Regions from separate parts of the Mus musculus genome. Here regions 1 and 3 are each linked to region 2. The links are chromatin loops, found by intact Hi-C in ENCODE. Cell type or tissue: heart. All regions are shown on one strand. Links, peaks and the distances in the headings refer to the core of each region. The heading gives the core; the rest is flanking DNA. Region 1 overlaps Ermap (erythroblast membrane-associated protein). Region 2 holds the start of Cfap57 (cilia and flagella associated protein 57). Region 3 holds the start of Elovl1 (elongation of very long chain fatty acids (FEN1/Elo2, SUR4/Elo3, yeast)-like 1).

Region 1 (10,117 bases), core at 976-8,975, 560 kb after region 2:
TTCTTTTTGGGTACTGTAATGGCAAATTTTACATATCACTTTGACCCGTCACAAAGGTCCCAGACACTTGGTCAGACATCACATTTGGTGTCTCTGTGAGAGGAGCTTGGACGAGATTAGCATTTAATCAGTAGCCTGAGTAAAGCAGTCACCCTCCTTAAGTCCAGTGGGAGTCATCTGACCAGTGGGAGTCATCCAACCAGTGGGAGTCGTCATCTGACCAGTGGAAGACCTTAGAAGAGTCTCGCTGCCTGTCGGGCTTTAGACGGATATCAACTCTTTCCCTACCTTACACTGCAACTAAAACTTGTCTCTTTCTAGTACTCTGACCTGCCAACTTCAGTCTCGTATTTATTTTCTGTCTCTATCTCTTACTGTGTCTGCATGTGTGTGCGCGCACACACACACACACACACACACACACACACAGTTGGTTCTCTTTCTCTAGGGAACACTAATATAGGCTCTATTGGAAAGAGCCTGTAGCAGATCTAGTTCCTGTAGAGTCCAGCTGCCTTCCCATCTGCAAATCTGTAATTAATAACTCCACAAACAGGCCGAAACACATATGTGGGTATGACTTGAAAGTGCCTTGCCTTCTTTCCCCAATCCACATCCAAAACTTGGATTCATTATTTAAGTATTTAATTTAAAAAGCCTGTGTGTCAGGGTCCCCAATGAAGGAGCCAGAGAAAAAGTACCCAAGGAGCTGAAGGGGTTTGCAGCCCCATAGGAGGAACATCAATATGAACTAACCAGTAGCCACAGAGCTCCCTGGGACTAAATCACCAATCAAAGAAAACACAAGGAGGGACTCGTGTCTCTAGCTGCATATGTAGCAGAGGATGGCCTAGTTGGTCATCAATGGGAGGAGAGGTTTTTTGGTCCTGTGAAGGTTCTGTGCCCCAGTATAGGGGAATTCCTGGGCCGGGAAGTGGGAGTGGGTGGGTTGGGGAGCAGGGGGAGGGGGAAGAGGATAAGGGGTTTTCAGAGGGAAACTAGGAAAGGGGATAGCATTTGAAATGTAAATAAAGAAAATATCTAATAAAAAAAGTCTGTGTGTGTGTGTTGATGTGTAGCATGTGCAGCGAGTTGCAGGTGCCTTTGAAGGCTTGAAGTCTCATCCTCTAGATATGGAATTACAGGTGGTTGTGAACTGCCCAATATGGGTGCTAGAAAAGCAAACCCAGGTCCTCTGCAAGATCAGAATGAGCTCTTAATCGCTGAACCATCTTTTCAGCCCTGAATTCATTATTTTGTTGTCTCACCTTATAATCTTCCAAATATGATATCTTATCTCATTTTGAGGACATGGCATTGAGACAAGGTTTCTCCACAAAGTCCTGGCTGTCCTAGAACTTACTACAGAGACCAGTCTGGTCTATCATTTACACAGATATATCTTCCAATAATCCACCTGGGATCACAGATGTGTACCACCATACCTGGCAGTAAGGTGTCTTATTTAAAACAAGACCAACTTTCTTGAATTCAATAATCTCTGACCTGGAGGCTGTTGTCAAATCTAATAGTCTTGTGGGTATACGTGAGTAGTTCAAACTGCCACCTTTTTCTCACTGGGCCTCTCTGAATGTCAGGAAGTTTTCAGAAGGGCCATAGCCACAGACTGCAGAGTAACTCATCTGCTCAGGGCTGCACAGCTGGATTGCTTTGGTTACAGCTGTTCCTACCAGCCTGTGTTCAGGTTTCTTGGGATTCTGGTTCCTGTCATGATGTAGGTAACTTAATTTTTGAAACCATGTGCATTCTGGATGTCTCCATCTCAAATTAGCTGTCGAAAACAGCTCTGGGTGTCTCGAAACTCTGCTGTAAACAGCCTGAAGAAAACAGAAACCCATGGAGTATTTACCCCTCCATCTCTAACCCTGAACAGAGAAGAAAGGATGTGTGAGTCTCAAGATACATACTTGTAAAAAGCTGGCGTGGCGAGTTAGAGGCCTGACTGGGGGAAAAGAAAACAGTCTCTGGTGGAAGACATTTGGGTCTGGGGGCTGTAAGTTCACACCTGATAACCCCTGATCAGGCTGACAAAGAGAAGCTGGTGCCAAGGTTCCCTCAGGGAGAGAGCCCTTTCCCCTGGCCTGAACGGAGTCCCCCTGCATTACATCCAAGGTCTCCTCCTAAACCTGGCCCGAGTGCATTTTGTTGATTTCAAAAAGTCATCTTCCAGGGCAATGGGGATGTCTCAAGAACAAGGCAGAGTTCAGAACCGAGCCCTGGGAGAAAAGCAGAAGAGAAACCACAGAAGGCTCTGGACTGGGGTCAAGGAGATGAGGTACTGGAGAAACAGATGCTGGGCCAGGAGCCTGTGCCAGGCCGGATGCTCACGAGAGTGGAGCACAGGGCACAGCCCTACAAAGAAGGAACTTTGAGGCCCTTAAGGGCAGGGCCAAGGTTAGAGGGCCAGGTATCATTAAGCAGAAATAGCTCAGAACCCTGAGGGGACAGTAAGGATGGGTTCATCTTCAGGGACACGTCTCCATTAGCACGGTCTTTTCCTTCTTGTTTGGGGACAATCGATTCCTCTGATTTCTGAAGCTCAGTACAAATGATTAGAGGGGCCGTGTTTTTCCCCTCATCGTGAAGACAAGGTTCAAAGAAAGGGCGAAGTGGGCTCGAGAAACTGTGGGTGAAAGTGAAGATGTGGGACTTATCAGTCACGTTGTAGAAGGAGATGATGCCGGCTTCATAGTCCAGGAAAATCCCCACACACTTCGGGGACTCTTTGAGGCGGAAGGAGGTCTGTGGGGACGTGAGAGCTTCATACTCATTCCCACGGCTCTGTCGCACAAGCCAGTGGCCATTGGCAGGCGAGGCCGTGACCTTCCCTTTCCTGCTCACAGACTCACTACACACTCCAAGAATCCATTTGGTCTTCTCGCCCACGTACACTTCCCAGTAGTGACAGCCGGTTGTGAAATACTCGGAGCCCAGGACGCTGACAACAAAATCAAACCTCTCTGGGTTGTCAGGAACAGGCCGCTTCCTGTCGCCGAGCCTCACACATCTCCGATCCTCAGACAGGATGAGTTTGGGATGTGCCGTGTCAGGGTCCAGGGTCACTGCCACTGCAGAGAATTAGAGAGAGGAGAGAAGAGAGATTTATGTTTTAAGGAATCTCCCAGTAGATTTGGAGGGGAAAAAATAGTCTGGCTATCTGCAAACTATCATTAATCTGTATTAATTTATGGCTTTCTCCCGACCTCCTCCATGTGTGTACTGGACTTCTAGCTTGTAGGTAGAAAGGTGTGCATGAAGTCCTAGGCTCCACTTTCAGCACTACATAAAACAGGCAGGGCAACTCACTTCAGTGCTTGGGAGTAGAGACCAGAGCATCAGTAGTAGCAAAGATCACCCTTGGCTACATAGAGCGTCTGAAACGAGCCAGCAGCACTACATTAAACTCTGTCTCAAAAGGCCAAAACAAAAAAGTCTAGACTTGGATGTTAGACCCTGCATTGGTTAGGTTTTTTGTCAACCTGATTACAAGCTAGAGCAGATAACAACTTGTGGGTCACAACTACTTGAGGAGTCACATGTCAGATATCCTGCGTAGCATATATTTACAGTACAATTAGTAACAATAGCAAAATTATAGTTATGAAGTAGCAATGAAGATAATTTTATGGTTGGGGTCACCACAACATGAGGAACTGTATTTAAAGAGTTGCAGCATGAGGAAGGCTAAAAACCACTAAGCTTGTATAACCAGGAAAGAGGGAAATTCAATTAAGAAAATGCCTGTATCCGCTTAGCTTGCTATTGGGTTTATTTTCTTGATTAATGGTTGGTGTGATGGTACTCAGCCCATTGTGGGTGGTGTCATCCCTAGGCAGATGGTCCTGACTGTATAAGAAAGCAGGCTGAAGAAGCCATAGGGAGCAAGCCGGTAAGCAGAATTCACTCCTTCATGGTCTCTGTTGCAGTTCCTGCCTCCATATTCCTGCCCTGGCTTTGCCTGATGATTAACTGTAAGCTGTAAGCCAAATATACCCTTTCCTCCTACGTTAGTTAGCATTGCTATTGCTGTGACAAAACACCATGACCAAAGCAACTTGGGGAGGAAAGGGTTTACTTGGCATATATATATATATATCCTGGGTCACAGTCCTTTAAGAGAAGCCAAGGAAAATCACAGATTTGATCCAACTATGCTACATAGTGACAGTAACAACAACAACAACAACAACAACAACAACAACAAATGTACAGTCTGCATCCAGATGGAACGGGATGAAACCTAAGTGGCAGAGTTTGTGAAGGACGGACTCTGAAATGAGACCGGGTTATTAACTTACCAAAATGTAGCCGGGCTCTTCTCCAGCCTGAAAGGCAAAGAAGGGAGGTGTTAAAGCTGAGGAGACATGGAGGCCACCCAGAGACCAGAGCCAAATCCCGGGAGAGAGCATCTCACCTGCATTGGCCGCCGCTCTTTTCAACTCTGGGGAAGAAGAAACAGGGGTGGGGGTGAGCTGTCTGCCTCTGCACTTACTGGGCAGGAGATCTAACAGTGTGGACATGATAAAAACACGGGTCACTTACTCAGTTCACTCCGGAGTTTCTCTGAAGAATAAAAACAGTTGGACATCAGAACAAGGTCAATTACCCACTCGCAAGGCTTTGTCCCTCACACCCACATTCCTAGAGCAGATAAGAAGCAGCTACGTCCTAGGACTTCCCCATAATGTTGTCTGCACTGGTGATAGCTCCCAGCTGTGGCCTGGGGGTCCCCAGAGATATGACAGATGGTCCCCAAATTTCTATGTGATCCAAACCTTTAAAAAAATGTATGTATATATTTTGTATGTATATAGTGTTCTGCCTGTATGTTTGCCTGCATGCCAGAAGAGGGCACCAGATCTCATTATTGATGGTAATGAGCCACCATATGGTTGCTGGGAATTGAACTCAGGACCTCTGGAAGAACAGACAGTGCTCTTAACCTCTAAGGTAAATCTTATCTACAGACCCAATAAATATTGCCTGTCTCACCTGTAGGTGACAAAATAAGGGTGTGAAGACATTATAGAATAAAATATAAGTTTATTTAAAACTATCACCCATTCTCTTGTTAGCATGTATATTTTCTCTGTGTAAAATATATAGATTTGTTACATATCTTCAGGTTTGTTTGTTTTCTTGTTTTTTGTTTTGTTTGTTTTATTTTTGAGGTAGGGTCTCACTCTGTAACTCTGGCTGGCCTGGAACGTGATAGACAGACCAGGCTGGCCTTGAACTCACAAAGATTTACTTGCCTGCCTCTGCCTCCTGCGTGCTGGGATTAAAGTTGTGCACTATTATATCTGGCAGGATTGTTGTTGTTATTATTGTTATTAAATGTCAAAAATTGGTTCCCAAAGACGAAGTGACTGAGAATCCAGAGGACTGTGTCAGATTCACGTAGAGACTCAACTGTTCTAGATGCTGCCTAAGGTAATACGAGGCCTGAATACAAAGGACTCCCAGATGGCCTCAGCTTCGAGAGACACACATCTTGGTAAAACAGTTCCCACTTAGAGGCTATGTAAGCGTTATGCAGGAAACAGATACAGAGAGCATTCACAAAGGGGCTGTGAAGAGCCAGGAAACCTCCTTGTAGTTCAATTACTCTATTCCCCCTACCCAAATAATGAAAGTTGAGTCACTCAGCGCACAGCAGAGATGGCCGCAGAAAGCAGGAGGTGCAATAGAACTCAGCAAAACTTACTGAGGGCTTTGTGGAGTCTTCCTAAAAAAAAAAAAAACAGAGAGAGACGGAGAGAGGAGTGAGCAACTAGAGCCTCTCCCTTCATCTCTGCGGCCATGGAAGGCCTACCACTCCACCACCCCACAAGTTACGGAACAGGGCTGCTTCCAGCCGGATCCAACCCCTGGTTCCCAAGGTCAGACTTGGGAGTCCAAGGGAGCTTTTACAACTTTCCTGATGGCCAGCTGCCCCAGACTTTCGTTCCTCTTTCCAATCGTATCTGTCTGGTCTCACTTCCTCTGTCTGTTTCCATATTTGCATGTGCGCTTGCAAGCACATGTGCATACACGCACGTGTGTGAGTTTGTGTTGGTGTGTGTGAGCTCGTGCCAAAGAATTGAAACTATGCATCTGAGAGGCTCCAAAAAAGCTAAGGGCTAGACTCAAGGTAGGTTCTTGGGCTTGGAACAGTGAAGCTAAACATGCCACAGCTCCTCAGGAGCTTAGGATTGATGGCTGTTACTTTCACGACTAAGTGCTTCCATTCGCCATGTCCTGCCCTTACAGAGTATGATGTGGAACCTCTTAACAGTGGCATGCATGGAATTACTATTCCTGTTTTGCAGAGAGTGGGCTGAGGCTCAGAAGGACGTGGAATTTTCTCAACGTCATCTAGCTAGTAACTGACCATGGAGGCAAGATTCCAACTCAAGCCTGTCTGGGTTTCTAAGACAGTGTCCCCTGCCATCATACTGTCCTCTAGTCCCCTTGGGCAGAACAATCGGTGTGACTACAGTGTGCAGTGTACACTCCAACTCCAGGATGGAGAGATAGAGAGTGAGGCACAGAGCCTAACACCACTCAACTATGAGCTGTCAAGTCAGTGATGTGCCTTCCAGCAAGACTTCACAAACGTGTCTGTTGACATTTGTCCTGGGTGGGCCCCAGCACACGTTCATTCGATTAATGGTAATGGCGTGGCATTGAGGAAACGGTGCCCCAGATCCTGTGACAGATCTTTGTAAAGGTTTCTCTTTTAACACTGAGAACTTACTGCCCTATATTTACAGATGAGGAGTCCAGAGCTCTGGACAAGACCAAAGTACTCAAGGCCAAGATGTAGTAGCTGAGATGTAGTAAGCTGAGCCAAGTACTGCTGACCCCAGAGCCTGAGGTCCTTCCATGGCACCACATCACCTCTCTCCATGTCAAGGTCATGTAGATTCCCAAGATTCTTATGCATCCCATGTAACTTTGTTCATATAATGTTCCAGTCATATGCAGTCCTCCTTTTACAATGACTGGCAGAAGGACTGGTGAAGGGAGTTTGATGGTCCAGACCCATGCATTTGGGGTATTGGCATCTCCTCAGCCACTGCCACCAATTCCATTGCCCCTTGACACTGGAAACTACATTCTGCACTGTGGAGGGACGGCTAGTATTGATTATCAGTAGAAAGAATGCTGCGTTTGTTCCCTGTCTTGCACTCTGTACATACCTTTTTCTTTGGCGTGGTCTTCCAGAAGATTTTCTAGAGAAAGAAAAGAGAAAGCAAATAAGATTCGTGGCCATTTCTGTGGAGAGTCCCTACTCCCTGTTGGTTTTATCAGCCCTTGAACTGCCCAACTCTGCCACCTTCAGCTCCACCCCACCTGATCTGGTCTATCATTTTTCTTCGGAACAACAAAAATGGAAACCCAACTTGTCTCCCATGTCTTGTCTTACTCCTCTGATCTCTTCACAACACAGTAGCTGAAGAGCACACGTCAAAGCATGATTCTGAGCAGGATGTCCCCATTGACTGCTTTGCCATCTCTTTTAGGAGAAAAGACTGGGTTCCTCCATCAACACAAACAGAGGTTGATGAAACTTTCAGGGACAAAGTTTAGTTCTGTGGGCACTGGTGATACAGAAATCAACAAAACAAAAGCATGCCCCTGACCCCTGCCCAGGGCACTCACCTACCTCCATCGCTTGCTCATACAGCAGCTTCTCTGGAAGGGGAGAGAGGAGAGAGTGAGCTCAGCTGAGGAAGCGCCTTTTCCTCCATGCTGCTGCCCAAACATGGTCTGAGCTGTCTGAATAGGACTGACCCCTCCGCCAATATAGGTGTATGGCCATTTGAAAAGATCACAGTCTTCACACCCTCAGATGGAGGAGGAAGTGTTGGGTTATGTAACTTTCCAAATCCTTTGCAATTAAGATCCTGAGAAATGCAACCATTTTAAATGAGGGTTTTATCCAAATGAATATAATTGGATTTCCTGATTAGAAAGCTCTAATTTCTTAGTTAATTAGAAAGCTGCCAGGGTTGGTTCAGATCTAATTTCTCAAAGGCTGAGAATTCACAGCTCTACTCAGAGCCTCTCCACAGCTTACTCCCCTCCCTCTGCCATGTGATTCCCTGGCACGTGGCTGTCCCAGTTTTCAACTGGCAGGGTCTCCCACCTGCAGCAAATATTGTGTCCACATCTACTCCTGTGGGTCTTTCCCCAGAGCAGTCACAGTCTTCCATACCCCCCAGCCCTCCCCACCAGTGCCCACAGCTCCCTTACTGCCAAGTTACCTTTTGATTTTTTTTGTTTACAAATGAGCCAGATGCCAAGGAGGATGAGGAGCCCCAAGACGGGCAAGACCACAGAAAGAGCCACCGCTGGAGAGGACAGACTTCCTCGTTCTGGGGCTGAAACAAAGATCACCAATGACCACCCTCAGGGAGACATCTGCAAGCAGCTCCCTGCCTCGAAGGACAGATGGCTCAGGTGCATCCTGCTGTCCCATTGCCTCTAGGAAGAGTCCTGCCAAGACTGATGAAGCTCTTTGCTTCTCTTGGGAATTCAAACTCCAGGTGGCAAAGTGAAATGGGGTGCTCATATTTTACAAAGGCTTCTCAACCACAAACTAACCCTGTTCTCTAACTCCACTGACAAGGACTCCCAGGGACCTCACAGTCCTAAATGTGTGCTCCTTAATAATCATCAACAGTCCCTCATGAGTCCTGTCTGCCTTCTTCTGGTATGCATCCACAGGCTCAGCTGCAACAGTGTGCTCCAGGCCACTGGTGTGGGACTGAGGTCTGTGTCCCCGCAGGTAGAGCAGGAAAGGGGTGGAGCTGTGACAAGTGGTGGAGAGTCCCAGCTGGCTGGATGTTCTTGTTCAGCCTTTGGGTGGCTCTAGGCAAGAGACCTAGCCTCTCCCAACTTGGCTTAACTTATCTATAAAATGGAGATGGTAAGAGTCCTAATTCCCTGGGACTTGGGGGGAGGGGAAGGACTTAAATATATTACTTTAAATTCTTATGCTAGGGAGAGGCAATGTCAGAAGAGGAGAAGGGCATAGAGGGAAGAACAATGAAAGGGACCGGCAGATGTCCAGGAGGCTGCTCTACCAACTCATTTTATTACATGGCTCCATAGTTAGAGGGTTTTTCAAAGTGTCACACTTTTTAACCCAGCGGTTCCATTTCCTTAGGATGTGATTCTGAATCGGCTCCCAAAGAGGTATGAAGATGTCCACTATGTCATTAGTTATAACATGAGGGGGGGGGGGGATGGCAAGGCATCTGGATTTCCAAACACAGCCTTTGTTTAATTTGTTTTAATCTATAGACACACAATAAAATTCTATGCCACCCCAAAAAATCAAGTTATGAAAAGATATTTAAAGATATAGAAGAAAAATGGCATATAGCTAGGCAGTGGTGGCACATGACTTTAATATCAGCACTCGGGATGCAAAGGCGGGCAGATCTCTATGAGTTTGAGACCAGCCTGGTTTACAAAGAAACTTTCAGGTTATCCAGGGCTGTTACACACACTCCTCAGAGGTACATACATGTAAGTCTTGAGAGCCATACCCCAAAAATATTAGCAGTAGTTCTCTATAATTTATGAGATTCTATACCATTGTTTTGATCTCTCTAAAATGTTCCCTTTTTCCAAGTTTTTCTTTTTTTCCAATATACATTCTTAGAGCTATAATATGATATAATTCATGGAAATTTTGAAAAAATGTTTAAATTTTATGTGTATGGGTGTTTTGTTTGCCTGAATGTCTATGTACCATGCATGTGCCTGGTGCCCCAGCGGCTGAGCCATCTCTCTCACCCCTGAAAATTCCTTATAAAGTTTCCACTGAGGTAGGGGTTTCCTCCAGGCCTCTTAGGAGCCTCAAGCTTATATGCATCCCAGCATTACCTCCAATAATCATGGCCGTCGTCTTCTCTTGGCCAAGGGCCTCATTATGGATAGTGCAAGACACATTTCCCAGGGCATTGTCCCTGATTCTGCTGGACACTGCTGTTCGGAACAGCCCATTTTCATCCAGGGAGTGAACCTCTGAAAGGGAGAGTAGCGCTCTACCCGTAGTGTCTCTCCACTCAGTCCACGGCTTTGGGAACCATCCCACTGA
Region 2 (10,117 bases), core at 1,143-9,142:
AAATGCAAGCCACAGTGAAGCCACAAGAGGACCACAGCAGGCACAGCATGTGACCCCGGGCACTCGGCTGTCATGGATCTCTCTCTTCATTAAAAATGATAAAAACAGGGATGGTGACTTTTCCACAGGGCCCGAGTTGGTTCCCAGTGCCCACATCGTACGGCTCACCAGCACCTGTTAACTCCAGCTCTGGGGAATTCAAAGCCTCTGGCCTCCACAGGCGCCAACAAACACATGCATTGGAGGCATGTGCACACACATGTAAGCAATTATAAATAAGAATAAAATGAACAATAAAGATAGGGCTGGAGCTGGGCAGTGGTGGCGCATGCCTTTTATCCCAGCACTCGGGAGGCAGAGGCAGGTGGATCTCTGAGTTCGAGGCCAGCCTGGTCTACAGAGTGAGTTCCAGGACAGCCAGGGCTATACAGAGAAACCCTGTCTCGAAAAAACAAAAAACAAAAACAAAAACAAACAAAAAAATAGGGCTGGCGAGATGGCTCGGTAGGCAAGAGTGCTTGCTGCAAAGGTTGATGATCTAAATTTGATTCCCCAGGACTCATGTGGTAGAGGGAGTAACAAATTCCCATGAGCTTCACATGCATGCCGTGCCATGCAGGCGTACAAGCATGAACACACACACACACACACACACACACACACACACTGAATAAAGAAATGTAATAGGAATGAGTATATATGTTCTGGACATACATACAGTCACATATTGGATGATCGCACTAACATAGAGGGGAATATAATCCAGGCTGGATTCATGACCATATACTCATTACTAATGTCTTCATTTTCTTCTGATATTAATACAAAGTAAACTCTTCACGTAGGCCTTGGGCACTGAGCATAGGAGATGTCGTCCATGCAATGGGTCCCTCACCCACTGAAGTGAGACACGGGTTGAGTGAGACAGGGAGGACACACTAGAAGGCTGTGTGGGAGCCCTGCTGTGATGGGCTCCATGCTGCTGCTTTCTAGCAAGCCAAGGAGGGATGAATATGTTGTCCTGCAGCCCAACTCCCAGACACACTGGACTCCTGCAGGGAGGCTGGAGGGGCAGCTGGGTCAGAGGAGATCAAGGCTCTGGGTTGGTGAGAGAGAGCCTTGTGAAAGGGTTTTGACTGTAGCTGGGAGGTAGCAGAAGCCCCTGGGAACCTTTATGAAGGGTCGGGAAACTCTCCCTGGCAGCTGTGTGGATCTCTCTGGATTGAACTGGTCAGCAGGCGATGCATAAAGCAGGTGATATGTGAAGGCAGCAGGAATAGTGGATATGTAAATGAGGGGTGACCAGGGAAACCCTAAGAGGTGGAACAAGCAGAATTCAGTGGTTAACTGGGGGGAAGGCATGAATGACACTGAGGCTTCCGGGTCCTGGGCCTGGGAGAGGTGAGATACCAGGGGTGGAGCCTTGGCTGGACAAGTTACCACCACTGTTTTTTGCTAAAATGGTCCTCCTGAGCCACCGGACTTTAATTGTGTGTATTTGTTTCTAGTTTTTAATGATTTGACTGATTTACATTTAAGTCTTCAATCTCTCTTGGGTCCACAATGATAACAGATAATTAGTGAGACTTCAGAGGCTGAAGAGATGGCTCTTAGGTTGAGAGTGATCTGCTCTTCCAGAGGACTCAGGTTTGATTCCCTGAACCTGAGTTGGGAATGGAAAATGGTCAGGACTAGATGCATGAACATATGCACAGAATCAAGGAAATTCAAACCTCTGGATACAGGGCTGGGGAGATGATTCGGTGGTTAAGAGCATTTGTTGCTTTTCTAGGGGGCCTGGATTCAATTCCTAGCACCCACATGGCAGTGCAATCGTTTATAACTTCAGTTCATAGGATCTTACACCCTTTTCTGACCTCCACAGGCATTGCACAGGCAGTACACATACATAAATGCAAGCAAAACACCCATACACAGAAAAAAAATCAATCATCAATTAATCAGTCAATAAATCAATTAATTTCTGGATACACTAAACAGTAGGCTCTCTATAGCTGAAAATACAATCAGTGAAAAAATTATCTGAAGCTAGAAGGTGATAGAGAAAGACTAGGAGGTGGAAAATTCAGATAAGAGCTACACACACACACACACACACACACACACACACACACACACACACGAGAAGGGGACAGCACACATAGAGTCAGAGAAGACATTACAAATATCCAGGGGAAAGATTGTGTACACCCATAAATATGATCTCAGTTGCTAATTCTGTAACTACTATAACAAAGCAGAGGCCAAAAGACAGTGGAATAAAACCTGTATTCAAAAAATTTTATACCCAGTCAAACTATCTTTTAAAAATGAAGATGAAACAAGGCACTTTCATACAAAGACTTGAAGAATTGAGTACTATGTCTCACCACTAAATGTAAAAGGAAAAAAGATTCCAGCTGAACTGTATTAACTGTAACAAGCAGCAGTAGCAGAGTCTAGTGAATATGAGAGAAAATATGCATAAATATTGTCTGAATTAAACGGTGGTTGGTTTAGTGTTAGTAAGTTATATATAAAGATCTATATTAAATACAGAAAATATATACTAGGAAATCCATTATCTGATCACTGAGGGAAAATGAATAAAAAACTGGGAAAATAATTTATTTAACCTGATACAGGGCACTGACATTTGTTCATAGCAAACACCATTCTTTATAAAGAAATATTAATAGAATTCTCTATGATTAGAAACATGATGACTGTGAGCATTTTCACTGCTTCTATTCAACTCTTGAGATGCTTCCCAGTATAGTGACATAAGACAAAGAAACCATTATTATGGGTCCATGTGACTGTCTGTGTAGGATACCCCAAAGAATCTACAGAGAGTTGTTAGAATTAGCAATAGTCCAACAAATATGCTGGACATAAAAGCTAATAAATTAAAGTCAACTCCCCCTCCCCTCCCCGTGTGAGTGTATGTTTGACATGGCATTCCCGTAGAGGTGAAAGGACAGACATCCTGGAGTGTGGGTCTTCTACCTTGTCCAAGGCAGGATCTTTTTGCAGTTCACTACTGTGCATGCATGCCAGGCTGGCTGGCTCACAGGCTTCTGTGGAGTTTCCATTTTTCCACAGAAGCAATGGGATTACAGACGTGTTGCTATTATGCCTGGCTTTATGCATGTTCAAATTTAGGTCCTCAGACATGCCTGGAAAGTGCTTTACCTGCTTAGCCATGTCCCCAGTTAATACAGTTTATTCTTGCAGAATATTTACATGGTGTTTGATGACTTTTACTTCTTTAAAACTAAGAATTATTTTCCTTTTTTTTTTTTTTCTGAGACAGGGTTTCTCTGTATAGCTCTGGCTGTCCTGGAACTCACTTTGTAGACAAGGCTGGCTCCGAACTCAGAAATCCGCCTGCCTCTGCCTCTGCCTCCTGAGTGCTGGGATTAAAGGCGTGCACCACCATGCCCGGCAAAAACTAAGAATTATTGTTCATTCACAGATACCACAAGGAAGAAAAAAAGCACAGGCTTCAGAAAGAAATATTTCTTTCTTACTTTTTGTTTTGCTTTTGTTTTTTTGTGACAGGGTTTCTCTGTGTAGCCCTAGCTGTCCTGGAACTCTGCAGAACAGGTTGGCCTTGAACTAAGAGATCTATCTGTCCCTGTCTCTCCAGTGCTGGGATTAAAGGCATCACTGCTTAGCTAATTATTTCTAACATATATACCTGACAAATTATTAGAATACAGGATATGTAAAATATGTCTATAACTAAATAAGAGAGATACCCCTTAGAACAAAATCTTACAAAAGTAACTGAAAAATTGGTAAAACTATTAACATAAAACTAGGGATATTCCAGGGGCTGGAGAGATGGCTCAGAGGTTAAGAGCACTGGCTGTTCTTCCAGAGGTCCTGAGTTCAATTCCCAGCAACCACATGGTGGCTCACAACCATCTGTAATGAGATCTGGTACCCTCTTCTGGCCTGCAGGTATACATTCAGGCAGAAAACTGTATACATAACTCTTTAAAATAAGTAAATAATCCGGGCAGTGGTGGCATACACCTTTAATCCCAGCACTTGGGAGGCAGAGGCAGGCAGATTTCTGAGTTCGAGGCCAGCCTGGTCTACAGAGTGAGTTCCAGGACAGTCAGGGCTACACAGAGAAACTCTGTCTCGAAAAACCAAAAAAAAAAAAAATGTTAAAAGGTTATTTGTCACTTAAGATAAAAATTTCAGCGTCTCCATCAGACATGGGTTCAATGAAGGTCATGTACTCTCAAAACCGTTAGACTCAAAAGAAGGTTCTGGTGAGGACAAACACAACTGCAGGAGAATACAAGAAAAACACTGTTTAAAGTAACTCTTCTCTGGAGTCATTGTGGAAAAGTACTTTTAAAACGTGTGTTATTTTACCTGTCATTTTGGCTACTTGTGTCACGTTAATCTATGATTAAGTAGTGTAAATGGCCATTTATTTTGTTTACATTTATAAAAATATGTGGATAACCCAGTTATCAAAAAAAAATCTTCCCAATCGTTGAGATTGTGCGGTTTTGTGTAGCACATGCCTTTAATGTATGTGTCAGAATGGAAAAGGTGGTTTCTTTTTTTCTTTTTTACCTGCAATGAATTTTTGCCATTTCTGATCTATATTGTACTTCACACAGTGATTTCCTGAAGGAAATATAATGATCTGTTCATCGAAGAAGAAGACATTGTTGGTCACGTGAGGCCGAAGACCAAAAACATGAAGCGCCTGAGCTACCACGGTGGACATGGTACCTGTCAAAAAGTATTGCAAAAGATGAAGAAAGAGGCAAGTAGGTGGGAGTGAAGCCGAGCAGCGCATCTCCCTTTCCTGCCCCGCCCCGCCCCGCCCATGGCCCCGGCCCGCCCCTCCCTGACCCCGCCTCGCCCCTCCATCGCCCCGCCCCTAGGCTCCTCTTCCTTTCCACCCCACCCCCGGGGCTCTTTCCGAGCCTTTCCTTCCTCTCCTGCACTCCCACCGCCCTCAGATCCTTAGGAGGACCCCAAAGAAACTATTTACCTCTTGCTTCACGGCTCTGGGTTACTAGACTACGTAGGGATCAGTAGGTGCTCTTCCTAAAGATCCGAAGCAATCCGGGCACGCCCAAACGCTAGAGCAGTTCCTATAGCAACGAGAAAACCGGAAGTGCGGCTATGAACCCGGAAGCGGAAGTCCCTGTTGAAAAGGCAGAGGCTTGTGGAGAATTTGTTGGCGGTGGTGCTGCTTGTGGGCACGTGGAGTGGCAGCCGAACCTCGCGGGGCGGAAGGCCGCGAGATGGACACCCCTCCGCTTTCAGAGTCGGACTCGGAGTCGGATGCGTGCCTGGCCTCAGATCAAGAGGTAGGCCGCAGCGGAGCTAGCGGGGCAGGGGCTGGGACGGGGACTTTATTTAGCTCTTTGGTACTGAGGCTCCCCGGTCTGTAGTTGCAGGATGCGTTTTCCCGCGGACTCCTGAAGCCAGGTCTCAATGTCGTGCTAGAGAAGCCGAAGAAGGCAGTGAATGACGTGGTGAGCTCGTGCGAGGGTCGGGGTCCTTGGAACAGGATGCGCACAAGCGCTGTGCCTCTTGGGAGACCGATTCTGGTGGGAAAGATGCACCCTGCGCTGCGGTCGTCATCCTGTGCGGATATTTGAGCATAGGACTTTGGGTTTCTGAGAGTCAAACTCGCGGTTCTCATGAGCGCCTTGTCTGACTTAACCTAGAGTGGCCTGAAACAGTGCTTGGCTGAATTCAGACGGGATCTGGAGTGGGTTGAAAGGCTCGATGTGACCCTGGGTCCAGTGCCAGAAGTCAGTGAGACTCAGCCAACACCTCAGAACCAGGACCAGAAGAAAGGCGTTAATCCAGAAGACGACTTCCAGAGGGAAATGAGTTTGTATGTTTGTTATGGGTCCTGCGATGGAGTTACAGGAAGGGGGTCTTAGTGTGTCTGCAACCTCAGAGGCACTGGGCGGGGTTAGCACGAGCGTGCGAGTGGATCTAGCGGGTTCCTCTGGTGGAAAGAATAGGTTCTTGGTCGCCGTTTAACCAGAACCCTGCTCGAGGGATGTTTCAGAATAATTCATTTGAAGCTTGTGTGGGTGCCTCCAATCATTAGAACACACTTTGCCTAGGGAATGTTATGAGTGCTCTTTCTGTAATGATTGGGAAACAGTTCATAGTCTGCGCAGTATTTAATAAGCTCGTTGTTTTAAACTGACTTGCTCTTGGAAGTATTTTCCCCTCGTAAATAAACATAAAGTGAGATTTCAGTTATATGTGCAATCAGTGGAGTTTTAGTTGGTGTGTCTGTCTTATCTTGCCAGTGCTGGTGGGATGTGATAGCTCTGAGGTTAGGTAACTTCTGAGAGGCAGTAAGAAGACATGAGCGCCCTTCCCCTCCCCTCATTACACCCTGTCCTGTAATGTCAGCTACCGGCAGGCCCAGGCAGCAGTGCTTGCGGTATTACCCCGACTCCATCAGCTCCAAGTCCCTACGAAGAGGCCCACCGATTATTTTGCAGAAATGGCCAAGTCTGATCAGCAGATGCAAAAGGTAGGTTTTTCTTCTGGAAAGCCAAGGTTTCATTTGTTCAGCTGGGTCATTCCTGTAGTCTTCAAAAAAAAAAAAAGATGTGTGGTGTTTGTAGCCAGTATTTCAACAGTCTCTGCTTCAGAGCCATGCCAGTCGCCTAGGCAAATTAGAGAGAGACGGTCTGGAGAAGTATGGGCCCTACGAAAAGAAGCTTGCGTATTTCTTCCCTGTCAGAGTGAGTGGAGTGGACAGACACAACAGTCTTAGAGTTCTGGCCCAGCAATGCCAAGGAGATTACTGTTGCTTCTAGATGGGGTTTTCCTCTCTGGCCCTTTAGCTTTTTAGAAATGGAAGACTTGACGGATAACTCAGATGTGGTGTGACTTAGAGTTGGGGGTTTGCGTATTTCTTCCCTGTCAGAGTGAGTGGAGTGGACAGACACAACAGTCTTAGAGTTCTGGCCCAGCAATGCCAAGGAGATTACTGTTGCTTCTAGATGGGGTTTTCCTCTCTGGCCCTTTAGCTTTTTAGAAATGGAAGACTTGACGGATAACTCAGATGTGGTGTGACTTAGAGTTGGGGGATTTGATCTTCACTTAACTTTGGGAGGAAAAAAACCTTGACGTCACATCCAGGATGTATTTAAAATTGTTCCTTTGGTCTCAGTCTTTGGCCTAGAGAATTACAGGTGGTACCTCAAGAGGCCAATCCTGAGACAAGCACAGATCCATCTACATCTGACAGTCACACACATAACTACTTAGCACTTTCAGTACAATGTGTGTGTGAGTGTGTGTGTGTGTGTGATGGAAGAGGTGAGGTACGAGTGTGCAGGAACTATTACAGATGTGGGCCATTAGAATGCTGCAGTTTTGCCTTAATCTGTGGAGAAACAGCAGGTCCTGTATGATAAGTAGGCAGCTTTGTGCCTTAGAGAGTCAGGGTCGTGTTTAAGCTCCTTCAGCCCATGGACACTTTTGGTGCCAGGCTCAGCTTTGGGACCGTATTGTTTTAATTTGGAAATCTAGGACAGTAAATGAGTTCCACAGCGTTCAGAGCTAGTCAGACACTGGCGCTCCATTCTAGTGTGCTCCAAATAGTGCCTAACAACTCTCTGCGTTTTAGATTCGACAGAAGCTGCAGACTAAACAGGCCGCCATGGAGAAATCTGAAAAGGCCAAGCAACTTCGAGCGCTTAGGAAATATGGAAAGAAGGTGAGAAAGAAAGAGCACCTGCGTGGGCCGGGCAGGGCCGGGTGCGCCAGGGCAGACTGTGCTGGGGTTCCTGGTAAAGTGTCTGCTGGTGTCCCTGAGCACAGGTTCACTCGCCACCGTGGCACACCTGGGTGTATCCAGCATAGTGTGGTAGCAGTGGCTGAGCTGCAGTCTCTAGAGTGATGGTTTGGGATGCAGGGCTGACTTTGTGTCTGTCTCACAGGTGCAAACTGAGGTCCTGCAGAAGAGGCAGCGGGAGAAAGCACACATGATGAATGCCATCAAGAAATACCAGAAAGGTCAGTGTGGCTGTCTGCTAAGAGTGTAGGGAGCCTGGGTCTCAGTACCTTAGAACCGAGGGAGCTCTCTAGTGCTTCCAGTTACCTTGGTTTGAATCTACTGGGCTTATGCTTGGAAAATAGTGCGGGAACAAGACATGCTTCTTTTTTTTTGTCGTTTTTTTTTTTGTTTTGTTTTGTGTTTGTTTGTTTGTTTGTTTGTTTTGTTTTTCTGAGACAGGGTTTCTCTGTGTAGTCCTGGCTGTTCTGGAACTCACTCTGTAGACCAGGCTGGCCTCGAACTCAGAAATCCGCCTGCCTCTGCCTCCCAAGTGCTGGGATTAAAGGCGTGCACCATCACTGCCCGGCACAAGATGTGCTTCTTAAGATGCAGTTAGGGAATAGCAGCCATGTCCTGTATGCTCCTAGACATACAGTGGTGCTGATGTGAATGCTCTTCCCTGCACAGGCTTCTCTGATAAGCTGGATTTCCTGGAGGGTGACCAGAAGCCTGTGGAACGCAGTGCAAAGGCAGGAGGTAAAGGCCAGCAGATGAGTAAAGGGTAAGTAAGGGTCTCGGTTTGGATTTGTCTTCTGATGCGCCAGTCTTGTGATGGCCAACAGTCAGTCCGGCGAGGGAACTTCCCAGAGCAGGCCTCTAGTATCGGCTACTGCTGCTCAAGGGTCAGAGACTTTGATACTGTGGGGTTGGGTCCCTGGCTATAGCAGTGTTTGAAGGTGGAAATTGGTACTTGGATCATTTGAGGTGAGTGTCAAATGACTGTTCTACTCCATGACCCCCAGAGTGATGGTGGGGAGTCAGCCAGAGAAGTCAGAGGTAGTTCCAGCCACCACTCGGATGGAGGCTTTGAGCACCTCCCTTGTGACTGCTTCATTCACTGTGAGGCAGTGCTCTGTGCCTCAGTGCCGTGGAGACAGATGGAGCTGGCAGCTCACCGCTCCTCTTTTCAGAACTCTCTCTGCATAGGTGGACACAGACCTAAGGGAGGCACACTTAAAGCCCTGGCACAGTCTGGGGATGGCATTGTGGTGAGCCATCCCACCTGAGCCTAGCGTGAAGGACATGGACATCTGGGCAGGGAAGTGGGAGAGAAGCCTTTAGAGAAGGAAGACCTTGGATGAGCAGAGACACAGAGGTGTGAGGCCAGGACTTAGAGAACCTTCATCCTGTTGGCATTAGGGAGACAACAGTGGTTTGACTCAGTTATGGGCAGGTCATGTTCCGGTTTTGAGAAGGTAACAGAGTTGTATGTGTAAAGAAAAGGTAGGTAGGGAAGTGGAGGTCTAGTCTGTCTCCACTTGCACAGCAGCCCCGGTGAGCAAGGGTGATGCATCACAAGTGCCATGCGCTGGAAAACCAGGTGAGGGTGATTACGATGCAACGCGCAGGGCATGCGAGGCCTGTGCTGGGCCAATGGCAGGAGGCACCAATTACAAGTTGGCATTTCTAAGGAACTGGAGCCAGTCTAAGAGGGGAGGTGACATGGTTTGGCTAGACAGAATTTGAGAAGTTTCTGAAACTTGTTACATTTGAATGCTAACTGTGGTTTTGTCCATGAGAGGAATAGAGACACTTAGGGCTAAACTAGCTGATTGCATTACAATGGATGCCAGTGGAAGCAGGGAGCTGGTGGTGTTTATAGATCCTTTCTTCCTTTTCTTTGTTTGTTTTCCTTCTCATATGTCGTGAACAGATGAGTTTGCCTGGGTGGTTTGTAGAGTAAAAATATAAGCCAAGGAGAGCCTTAAGGACTGCAGAGATGAACCTGTGGCTGTCACCCAGCTATAAGGCTCATGGGGTTTACAGTGTACTGTCTGTGGGGCCACCTTTTTCAGGCCTAATGCCAAACGAAGATACAAAAATCAGAAGTTTGGTTTTGGTGGAAAGAAGAAAGGCTCCAAATGGAACACGAAAGAGAGCTACGACGATGTCTCCAGCTTCCGAGCCAAGGTGGCTCACGGCAAGGGCTCCAGGAGGCCTGGGAAGAAAGGGGCAAATGTAAGTGAGGGGTCCAAGTTGGGGCCTGATTAGTATCTTCTCAACCCCCTTTCTACTCCCCTTGACTCCTCACCCTGG
Region 3 (9,961 bases), core at 1,962-9,961, 190 kb before region 2:
ACTATCTGTAACTCTAGTCCCAGGAGGTACACATACATGTGGAAACAACACACACAGTCAAAAATTAAAAAAAAAAAAAAACTTAAAAAGCCATAGGGGAAGACCCCAAACATTGCCCTCTTGCCTCTACGTGCGCACCCACAGGTCCATGCACCCACACATGTGCATACACATACACATACATACAAACCCACAAAAGAAAAGGAAGGGCTGTCTGTAGCTTTTAGATGCCTTAGGGCCTCCAAAGCTGTTCCCTTCCTGTGTGCCTCTGCCTTTTGCTTCACTGTGATCCATCGCAGGGAAGAACTCTGGGCTTGCTGAATTCAATGCTCTCAGGAGCTTGGATCTGGGGGGGGGGGGTGGTCAGAGAAGGCATAGGAATAGTTGGGGAGGAATGCCTTGAGAGGAGTGACATCGGGGACAGCCTGCCACGGCCTGCTTTGTGTGGTGCCACCTCTACAGAGAGACCCTCGGGCCTCGTCCTTTCTTCTGAATTTGCAGTACTCAGTTTGTGGATTCAGAGTGTCTGAGATGTATGCCTTCTCGCCTCAGCCTTGGCATGTCCCAGACTGCGTTGATGTTCCTCAGCCTCCACCCACGTTACAGAACTTGCATCAGGCCTTGGTGCTTACTGTTCTTTCCACTGTTGGCCTGGGCCATCTTCCCCGCTCTGCTGGGATTTCATTCTTATCCAGCCTGTGGGTTCAGTTCCTTAGTTTGTCAGTCTGCTCTGGTCTGGTTTTCTTGCCCTCTCACCTCCAAGGCCTTCCATGTAGCTTCCCTGGAGATCCCACACGGTCCCATTTATGTCCACCCTCCTAACCTAAGCATCACTGGGATACAGGAGTGCTTGTATATACCTGTAGTTTTAGCACTCAGGATGCTGAGGCAGGAAAATAGAGAATCCAAGGCTAGCCTGAGCTATAAAGTGAGATCCTACCTTCAAAGTGGGTGGAGGGGGGGGCAGCACTAGGAAGATGTCTCAGTTGGTAAAGTACTTGGGGTTGATTCCTAGCACCAATAGGAAAGATAGGTGCTGCTAACTTCCACATACACTCACACACACACATTCCCGCCTCCTTTATAAAAGAAACAAAATAAAACAAAAACCCTAAACCCAAATTTCTGATGAATACCACCACCCTGCTCAGTTCCCAAGAGGTGGAGCCATCTTCTGTGCCCAGGAAGCATGCCTGATGCCTGCCATCAGTTTACCAGACTTTTATCAGTTCCTAAAACCTCTTATCTTGCTGCGACTCAGGCTCAGGGAGTGCCTCGCCTGCTGCTGAAGAGAAATAATCTTTATCAAACTCTGTAAGTGTCATCCCAACCTATCGACAGACTGCATTTCTACACATTTCAGCCTGTGACGTGTTTTCCTTAGCCAAAGCCAGTCTGTGTGTGTGTGTGTATGTGTGTGTGTGTGTGTGTGTGTGTGTGTGTGTGTGTGTGTGTGTGTGTGTGTGTTTCTGATGGGTCCCATTGTCTTTCCATACAGCCTATAAACAAGATCCCACCCTTTCCTGTTAAAAGCAACCAACCATTAGTATCAATTTAGAAGTGAGAGCCAGGCACTGAGTCTAAAAGCTTCCCCCCCCCCCCATGATTCCTGTGTGCATTCAGGGCCAGCAGTTATAAACAGAGGCTGGGGATGGTCACACATGCCTGTAATCCTAGCACTGAGGGGACAGAGGCAGGAGGATCTGGAATTTGAAAGCAGCTTGGGCTGCATAGTGAGATCTTGTCTCAAAACGCGCACACACATATACACACACACACACACACACACACACACACACACACACACACACACACACACACACACACGAGCATACAGTGGGGAGGGTTGGGGGAGGCTGGGGTGGCTCTGAGTTGGAGAGAACTCTACTTAAGAGTTTCCATCACCTACCACATCTTTTGCTTCTAGGCCATTACATTGCCTCTGTGTGTCTCAAAAGCCTCTCCCTAACTGCTAGAAAGTGTTTCTGAGTGTCAGGTATCATTTCAGAGAAGCCTTTAAGAACAACCACACACACACACACACACACACACACACACACACACACACACACACACACACACACACACACTCCCCAGAGCTGATTAGGTTCCCCATTCCCCAGAGCTTTCATAGGGAACTTCACCTACATGTGACTGTGTGTTCATTTATGTGTATGTCTGCTCTCCTGGGCTGGGTGCTTTGAAGACTCCATAGCTGTGGAGATGCCATTTGGCAGACTTGGGCTATATCGGGTATTGGAAGATGCTTTCTGTCAGGACCAAGTTAAGAATAGAGTCTTTGAGTTTGTTCACTCATATAGTCAGCCAACATTTATTGAAGCCTTGCCACAGTCATCTCTCAGTGTGGCCCAGATGAATATGCACACACTTGAAGCTTCCTGTTTGTTTGACTTTAGGACGGTGTCGTCATCTTGCCAGTGTGCTTTCACAAGGGAGATGTAGGCCCAAATCTCTCGGTAGGACTTTCAGAGCTGTTTATGGATTTGCTCGTTGTTTAGGAAAGGTTTGTTAAAGGACTACTCATTAAATCATATACAAACATGTCCTCTGTGTAATGGCCTGATTCTTACCCTGACTGTTAATATTGAGACAGAGACTGCTAAGCACTTTACACGGGCTATTGCCTTAACCTTCACAGTAAGCCTATAAGCTAGGGACCATTTGTTCTCATTTTTAGAAGGTTCCATACCTCCTAAAATATATGCACGATCACACACACATTAACTGGGACATTTAAGCTCAGAACTTCAGAGTCAGGTGTGGCCTTAGAGCTGTTTGAATACACATGAAAGCCATCAGGACCTTGGTAAGTATTGGTTAACTCAATAAACACTACTCTCAAGAGAAATATAAAGATGTACTGTTCTCTCCGGGTCTTAGTTTCTCCTTTCCTTCCATTGTCCTATGTATTTTTAACAGCAAGTCAGAAAACATGTACGGTTAACTGCATGACAGATAATAGGTCCAATTGGAGTTAAGAGATATGACTAAAATATGAACTTTTCCTGCTGAAAGGATCGTGGAGTTGGGAAAGGTGCAGAAAATACATTAGTCAGAAGCAGGAGTGGTTTACAGAGTGGAGATCTGACTGCATCTCACGATGATGAAGGCTTGAGAGTCAGAGGCAGCCCCATAGATGGATATGTTTGTATGTAAATTTGTGCACATTCATCTAACAAGTCTTAATCACACATGCAAAACACCATCCCGAACGCTCCACTGGGAGCTTTTGGATCCACCACAGATGTTCACTGGAGAGAAAGCTGCTGACATTTGATGGCTGGAGTTCAGGCTATGGCTTGAGAATGACATTTCAGGGACATGGGGGTCTAGTATACAATGATACAGAAGCTGGGTTTGGAAGTAAATTCTCTGCTGGTTGTTTTTTTTTTTTTTTTTTTTTTTTTTTTGGTCAAGAGTAGGTGCTAACAGGTAAACAGGTAATCTAAAGAATGCTGAAAACTATACTCTGGCCTTCATCTCTTATCAATGCCTAGGTAACCAAATCCACCAATTATGAACCTATTATCCTTCCTAGCCACTGCCTCTTCTAAATTCCTCAACTCTCTGCCTACTTACATCATCCAGTTGTCCAAGCTGTAATTGAGTCTTTATAGGAAAGACAGATTTCATGCCATGCAATAGTTGGACTATCTGGTGCTGGGGTGGGTGGGTGGTGGTACTGAATTGACATCTAACTCCTCCCCCACCCCTACCCCTGCAACGTTGTCTGGCTTTCCCAACCCCATCTGTTACCTCTTCAGACCAGCTGTTTTCCTCTCACCTGGTCTCTCTAGTACCTTGTACCTGGGTTATAAGTTATGTTAGTGTGGGGAGCAGAGCTTAATGTGGTTTCGCTCACTGTAGATGGCCAGTAAATGTCTGACAGATGAGATGAGCTGCCTCAAAATTCTTGTTTTCTTCTGCTTCTAGAATAAGTCAGGCAGCCTCATTTGGCCTCCAAGATCTACTACATTGAACCACAGCCAATTTCACTTGCTACCCCCACCCCCACCCCCTTTCACTACCTTGAAGGCCAGTTTAGACAGTGATTCACAGTTCTTGCCTGGGGCCACTTGTATTCTCCCATCTCCGTTCCAGGAAATCCTCTCTGTGCCTCCTAAAGCTAGGACTCATCCAAGTTTATAGGCTCTGAGAAGCATGGTGGTGGCCGACTGCTGCCTCCCGCTAAAGCCTCCCGCCACCCCAATCAGCCCTTAGTAGGCACAGCTGGCCCTCCTCTTCCAGGAAAAGCCTTGAGGGAACGGTTGAACCCTGGAAATTTCCCGTAATCATAAGCCGCGACTGTCACAAAGCAGACAGGAGATGAGTGGGTCCTCATGCTGGACTGGACAGAGGACCACGAATGGGGCCATGCAGGCTGAACCTCAAGAAGAAGCTGGGTGCGGGCCAAGCCATAGTCATCGGCGGGACAGGCTGAGAGATGCGAAGGAAGGGGTGGAGAGCTGGGGCTGGGTGTGCTTCCTGCCCCGGGATCTGGCGACCCGCCCCTGCTCCCGCCCTGGCGGCCAGGCAGGCGCTGGACGGCCCCTCCTGCCTCGGCCAGCCGCCCAATCAGCAGGCGCCCCCCGCCCGGCCCGCCCCCTCCCCCTCTGGTGACAGAAAGTCGGCCCAGCAGATGAGGAAGTGGCCGGCAGGCGGCCCTGGGGACTTCTCTCCGGCCCTGATCCCTTTGAACCCTTCACTGCTGCCCGCCTGGTTTCCACTGGTGAGTGTGTACCTTCCATGGCTCCCCACGTGCCAGCGCCCCCTGCCTGGCTGGCCAGGCTAGCCCTGCCCTGCCTGCCTTGCCCTGCCCTGCCCAGGCTGTGGGCGAGGCTGTTCCTGGGGCGAGTGGGTGGGAGGTCCCAGGCACTGGGGCTGGGCCTGCCCACAGGATCCCTCCCCGGCACCTTGGCCCCTGACCCCCATTTGCTCACACCTAGTTCTTTTTCAGCACCTCCTGGCCTTCCACCCTTTGCCCACTCCTCTCTTTTCCCTTCCTGCCCCATGCCGGTGCCCTTTTTCTTTTCCATCCATCTTAAGGGAACTGGCTCTGTTTCACTGCGGGAGGGGGGTGGTGCGCACCCGGGTTTCCCTCAAACTTAGGGAGAGATCCTCAGAAGTCTGGACTCCCTCTTGCCCTCTGGGTCACTGTGTATCTCCCGGTGTTAAGTGGTGGTGAAGGGCGAGTGAATTGGAGGAGGTGGTTGAGGGAGGAGATAAGGAACTGGCAAGCTCACGTGTGTCAGAGCACATGCCTAAGTGCTAGGCCCCACTCCAACATAAGCCACCAACCAAAGTCTAACTGTAGGAAGAAATGAGTGTCACTCACCAGAGAGCTGTGTGTGCAGAAGGGAGGTGTGGGTGAAGATGTACCCATGCCTGGTCAGCTGTATGTCCCGCGGTTAATGCAATCCCTGACAGGTGTGAAGTTTAGGAGCCTGGCATGTCCGAGTCCAGTAGGGAGGCCTGTTTGGGTGATGTGGTCAACAAGATATGCCTGGACTGTGTGTGGATGTATGCTGGCTAGCTCCTGGCGCGGTATGCATGTCTCTGGGGGTGGTTGAGAGCGGTGTGATGAAGGTACATATTACTGTGTGAGAGCGTGGATGTGGATGGTAGAACTCAAGCCCCAAGGCTGGAGATTGATGGAGAGCAGCTGGAGCACTCCGCTTGTTGGGCAATTGCCGGAGTCCTCTGGGACAAAGTCCTAGGCTCTCCTGGGTCTAGGCTAAATTTTTGTATCCCTATAAACTTTCCCTTGGCATTCCTTCCAACTTTGAGGAGGAGGGGACCTAGCCCATGAGGCTCCCTCCCAGAAGAGGGAAAGATTCCTGAGACCTCCCCCACTCTCCCACCTCCTCACATACCACTGGTGTCCTCACCCCTCCCTGGTAGGGAAGGGTGATGCCCATTCTAAAGTAGGACAAACTAAGAATTCATGGCTGGTTTGGGAGAGAATGCTGGGTGTGGATTTTTTAGCAGTTCTGGCTTTGGCCAGACGTCCTGGCCAGAAGTTTCTGGAGAACCTACAAACTTATCTGGCTGGTCAGAGGTGGTGAGGCTGGGGCTCACTTGGCTTTCTCAATTCTGGTGGGTCCTGCTCCTCTAGGCATTGACCTGTGGCCTGGACCCACCCTCCACCCCATGCCCAACGTAGCGGGGGCGGGAGGAGGGCGGGGCTGCTACAAGATCTAGTCAGACAGGTGGAGCCGCCAGGGCAGGAGTCTCAAAGAGCCAGGCTCCTGGAGTGGAAGAGAGAGAGAGGCAGAACTTGCCCCTGAGAAGAAGGGAGGAGAGAGGCTGGAGGTGAAGCACTGGAAGAAGGCAGGAGGCTGGAGGTGAGAGCCTGGGAGGCAAAGGGGAAGCCCGGGGGCACTGGTGTTCACCACAGAAGTGGAACCCTAGGTTTGTTCAGGTACTAGAAAGGACAGAAGCAGGTGGGAGTCCCTGCAGGGGACAGAGGCGAGAGGAGAGTCTTGGAAAAGGGCCAGAGGGACTTTACCTGGGAGAAGGGGGTATGAGAGGAGTGGCTGAAGGGGAGATTCTCTGGAGAGAAGAGTGTCTCTCAAAGCTGAGAGATGAGACTGCTTGCCAAAAAGGTTGAGGAAGTTCACTGGGAAGATGAACTGTGTTGTGAGGAGAAAGGCTCCAGGAGACCTGGAAGGCAGGTCTCAGAGGGAAGGAGGAAGGCAGGGAAGGGAAACACTCGAAGAGAGTGGAGGGGAAAGGTGGGACAGCTCCATCCAGGCAGGCCGGATGCTTCGGCAGCCGATGTTCCAGACTGTCTCTTCTCCCAGTACACGCCTGCTCACCATGGCCTCACCATGGCCAGGATTCGACCTGGGGCCTTGTGTATGCTAGGAAAATACTTTAGTTCAGAGACCTATCCTTTTGTCAGTGAGGCAGCAGCTGTCTGATTCTGTATCTTGTCCTGTGGACCACATGTGTGATGGGGGGCCATGCAGTGGTCCCTGCCTAATACCTCCTCTCCATCCCTCCTTAGAGTCCTTAGCCAGGATGGAGGCTGTTGTGAACTTGTACCACGAGCTGATGAAGCATGCGGGTAAGCTGCTGTCTATGGCACTGCCTTCCTTCCCTTCTTCCCTGGTATCCCAGGATCTAGGGTTATGTCCTTAGGAACTCCTTGTGACCTGACTCATGTCTAGACCAAGGAAGGCTCTTAAACCCTGTGACCCTCACTCCTTTGACATCCTATTCACAGATCCCCGGATCCAAAGCTACCCTCTGATGGGGTCCCCCTTGCTAATAACATCCATCCTTCTGACCTATGTGTACTTCATCCTATCGCTTGGGCCTCGAATCATGGCTAATCGGAAGCCCTTCCAACTTCGAGGCTTCATGATTGTCTACAATTTCTCACTGGTGATACTCTCCCTCTACATTGTCTATGAGGTAGGCTGGAATGCCTAGGCTGTAGTTTCTGTTGAAGGTTAAGAGTTAGGGTACAGGGCATGGGCCAGAGCATGGCACTATCTGTTGCCGAGGTTCAGTTAGTGAAGGGGAGGGGTTGCTGGGAGAGAACGGATGGTTTAATCCACTCTTTTCTTAGTTTCTGATGTCTGGTTGGCTGAGTACCTACACCTGGCGCTGTGACCCCATAGACTTTTCCAATAGCCCTGAAGCACTTCGGGTAAGTAGAGCCTTAGGTAACCATAATTATAAGCAACCTAGATAAGGGAGAGCAGAGTTGGCCAGGTAGCAGAGGCTCTTTGGATACTGTGTAACTATTAAGATTGATCTGACTTCTCACAGATGGTTCGAGTGGCCTGGCTCTTCATGCTTTCCAAGGTCATTGAGCTGATGGACACAGTGAGTGTTACAGCTACTACAACTTGGGAGTGGGAAGGATGGACGGGGGGGGGGACAGGCATGCAACCTCCCCATTCTTCCCCCAGGTGATATTTATCCTCCGGAAGAAGGACGGGCAAGTGACCTTCCTCCATGTCTTCCACCACTCGGTGCTTCCCTGGAGTTGGTGGTGGGGGATAAAAATTGCTCCAGGTGAGCAGTGAAGGCCGCTGGAGAAGAGGGTGGCCACGGGGAAGAGAGGCTCATCTCCTGACCATCTTGTTTGCCATCGTAGGAGGAATGGGCTCCTTCCATGCCATGATAAACTCCTCTGTACATGTCGTCATGTACCTCTACTATGGATTGTCTGCCCTTGGCCCTGTGGCCCAGCCCTACCTTTGGTGGAAGAAACATATGACTGCCATTCAGCTGGTGAGGAGCCTGTTGGGCCCAAAGCCAACCCCCAGTGTTTCTAACTTAGCTCCTTCTTTCTACCCAGTTTCACCTCTGATCCTTGCCCTCCCCACCCTAAGCTATTTCTATTCCCCCCCTCTGCGCCCCAACCTATTTCTGACCCTTGTCTTTTTCTATCCCAGATCCAGTTTGTCCTGGTCTCACTGCACATCAGCCAATACTACTTCATGCCCAGCTGCAACTACCAGTACCCCATCATCATCCACCTCATCTGGATGTATGGCACCATCTTCTTCATACTGTTCTCCAATTTCTGGTATCACTCTTACACCAAGGGGAAGCGGCTGCCCCGTGCAGTTCAGCAAAATGGAGCTCCAGCTACCACCAAGGTCAAGGCCAACTGAGAAGCATGGCCTAGACATTGCCCACCTAAGTGCCTCAGGACTGCACCTTGGGCAGCATCCACAAGTGTCCTCTCTACCTACACCCGTGACCAGGGCTCTGTGGTCAGGACTGAGCAGGCGGACTGGCTCTCCCCTCCCCACAGCTGGTCCACAGGGGCCACTGTTCCCATCCCTTCTCCCAGCCAGCTCCAGGGATGTGGCCTCACTGCTGTCTGCCACCAGAACTGGAGGCTGAAAGGGCTGGACACTTACTTCCCCCTCCCTGCCTTAAACTTGGGAGAGGAACACTCAGGGCTGGCCGGCACGCACCCGGGTCTTGTGGCCTTTCTCCTCACACTGAAGAGGTCAGCAATAATCTGTCACTGTGGACTCAGGCTCCCTTCTCACTCCACATGGAAGCATGAGCTTCGGGCCAAAGGTCAGAATGGGCAGGCAGCAGGCCTGGAAGTCAGGCTGTGCGCTCACTTGTGTCTTAATTAAAGTGACGGGAAACCACTGAGATTGTGTGTGTGTGTAAATGAGGTGCGGGACACAGCTTTAGCTCTGGCTTGTTTACAAACAAAAGGGATGGGTGGTAGTGCATGCGGTAATTCCAGCTCCTGGGGAGGGTACAAAGCAGGAAGCTCAAAAGAGCCTGAACCCTGTCTCAAAAGAAAAATGATGCTCAGTAGGCAGGGCTCTGGGTTTGGTCCCCTAAACTACAAAAATAATATAAAAAGGGGGGTTGCCAAGTCTAGCTCTAGTCAGAGTAGGGGAAGCATGTAGGAAGGATGCTGGGACATAAGGAAGATACGAACTTTATTAGAAAAAATAAAATAAAAACAAGAAAGGAAATGCGTTTGTTCAACGGATGCCTTGGTGGATGAGGCTACTTTTAGCTACACTGGCTTTTTCCCGCTCACGCCGAAGGGCAGGGTCCATCTCAAAGCAGCGCCACAACCGTAGAGTCTCATCAGCTGCTGCTGATGCCACTGTGGCCCCATCTGGACTCATTGTAAGACCCAGGACCCGTGCTGTGTGTCCTAGGGCGAGAGCAGTGCATTTGAGTATACACACAGGCCTCCCTCTAACTTTGACAGTCACCTTGAAATGCAATTTGAATGCCATACACTCACCCTTTTATAATTCAGTGGTGTTACTGTATTTACAAGGTTAGGTTGTACATTGTTATAACCAGTACCACGACATTCTAAATCTAAGCCTGTTAACTCTGCATTTACCCATTCTCGTGCAATCATACCCTCCCACCACCCTTGCCAAATCCCCAGGCAAGTCATATCAGTCTGTTTATTCTCAATATTTCATAT

What was found. Peaks named below come from ENCODE experiments on the same cell type or tissue, not always from the same donor. Only the 100,000 strongest peaks of a DNase experiment are listed, where the experiment ranks them.
Region 1: it touches region 2 in a loop (2.2-fold over the local background); 19 of 42 quality-filtered maps call a loop at or near these places.
Region 3: it touches region 2 in a loop (4-fold over the local background); 3 of 42 quality-filtered maps call a loop at or near these places.

The regions. Positions count from the first base shown.
Region 1 is chr4:119,175,638-119,185,754 of GRCm38, forward strand. Ermap (erythroblast membrane-associated protein) reads right to left here. Exons shown (of 13, transcript NM_013848.3): 5 at 9,904-10,117; 6 at 8,274-8,390; 7 at 7,669-7,701; 8 at 7,206-7,238; 9 at 5,729-5,749; 10 at 4,564-4,584; 11 at 4,436-4,462; 12 at 4,320-4,346; 13 at 1-3,089. The coding sequence ends at 2,374. Among named protein-coding and RNA genes, the nearest start is that of Zfp691, 6.5 kb to the left of the region's middle. In heart, for the core only: a CTCF peak has its summit at 4,868 (motif pointing right); DNase peaks (open chromatin) are centred at 2,284, 2,904 and 5,944; H3K27ac peaks cover 374 bases.
Region 2 is chr4:118,615,647-118,625,763 of GRCm38, forward strand. It overlaps Cfap57 (cilia and flagella associated protein 57), which reads right to left and starts at 5,139. Exons shown (of 23, transcript NM_026789.5): 1 at 5,030-5,139; 2 at 4,603-4,764. The coding sequence starts at 4,759. Ebna1bp2 (EBNA1 binding protein 2) reads left to right here and starts at 5,153. Exons shown (of 9, transcript NM_026932.4): 1 at 5,153-5,351; 2 at 5,436-5,519; 3 at 5,715-5,887; 4 at 6,424-6,547; 5 at 7,652-7,741; 6 at 7,965-8,040; 7 at 8,489-8,582; 8 at 9,877-10,039. The coding sequence starts at 5,286. In heart, for the core only: no CTCF peak of the experiment used is centred there; a DNase peak (open chromatin) is centred at 5,165; H3K4me3 peaks cover 2,009 bases; H3K27ac peaks cover 1,312 bases.
Region 3 is chr4:118,423,466-118,433,426 of GRCm38, forward strand. It overlaps Elovl1 (elongation of very long chain fatty acids (FEN1/Elo2, SUR4/Elo3, yeast)-like 1), which reads left to right and starts at 4,628. Exons shown (of 8, transcript NM_019422.3): 1 at 4,628-4,750; 2 at 7,031-7,090; 3 at 7,250-7,440; 4 at 7,598-7,678; 5 at 7,801-7,857; 6 at 7,944-8,049; 7 at 8,132-8,268; 8 at 8,433-9,488. The coding sequence starts at 7,045. The coding sequence ends at 8,654. It overlaps Cdc20 (cell division cycle 20), which reads right to left. Exons shown (of 10, transcript NM_023223.2): 10 at 9,436-9,676. The coding sequence ends at 9,498. In heart, for the core only: a CTCF peak has its summit at 4,714; DNase peaks (open chromatin) are centred at 4,576, 5,436 and 6,186; H3K4me3 peaks cover 3,073 bases; H3K27ac peaks cover 2,768 bases.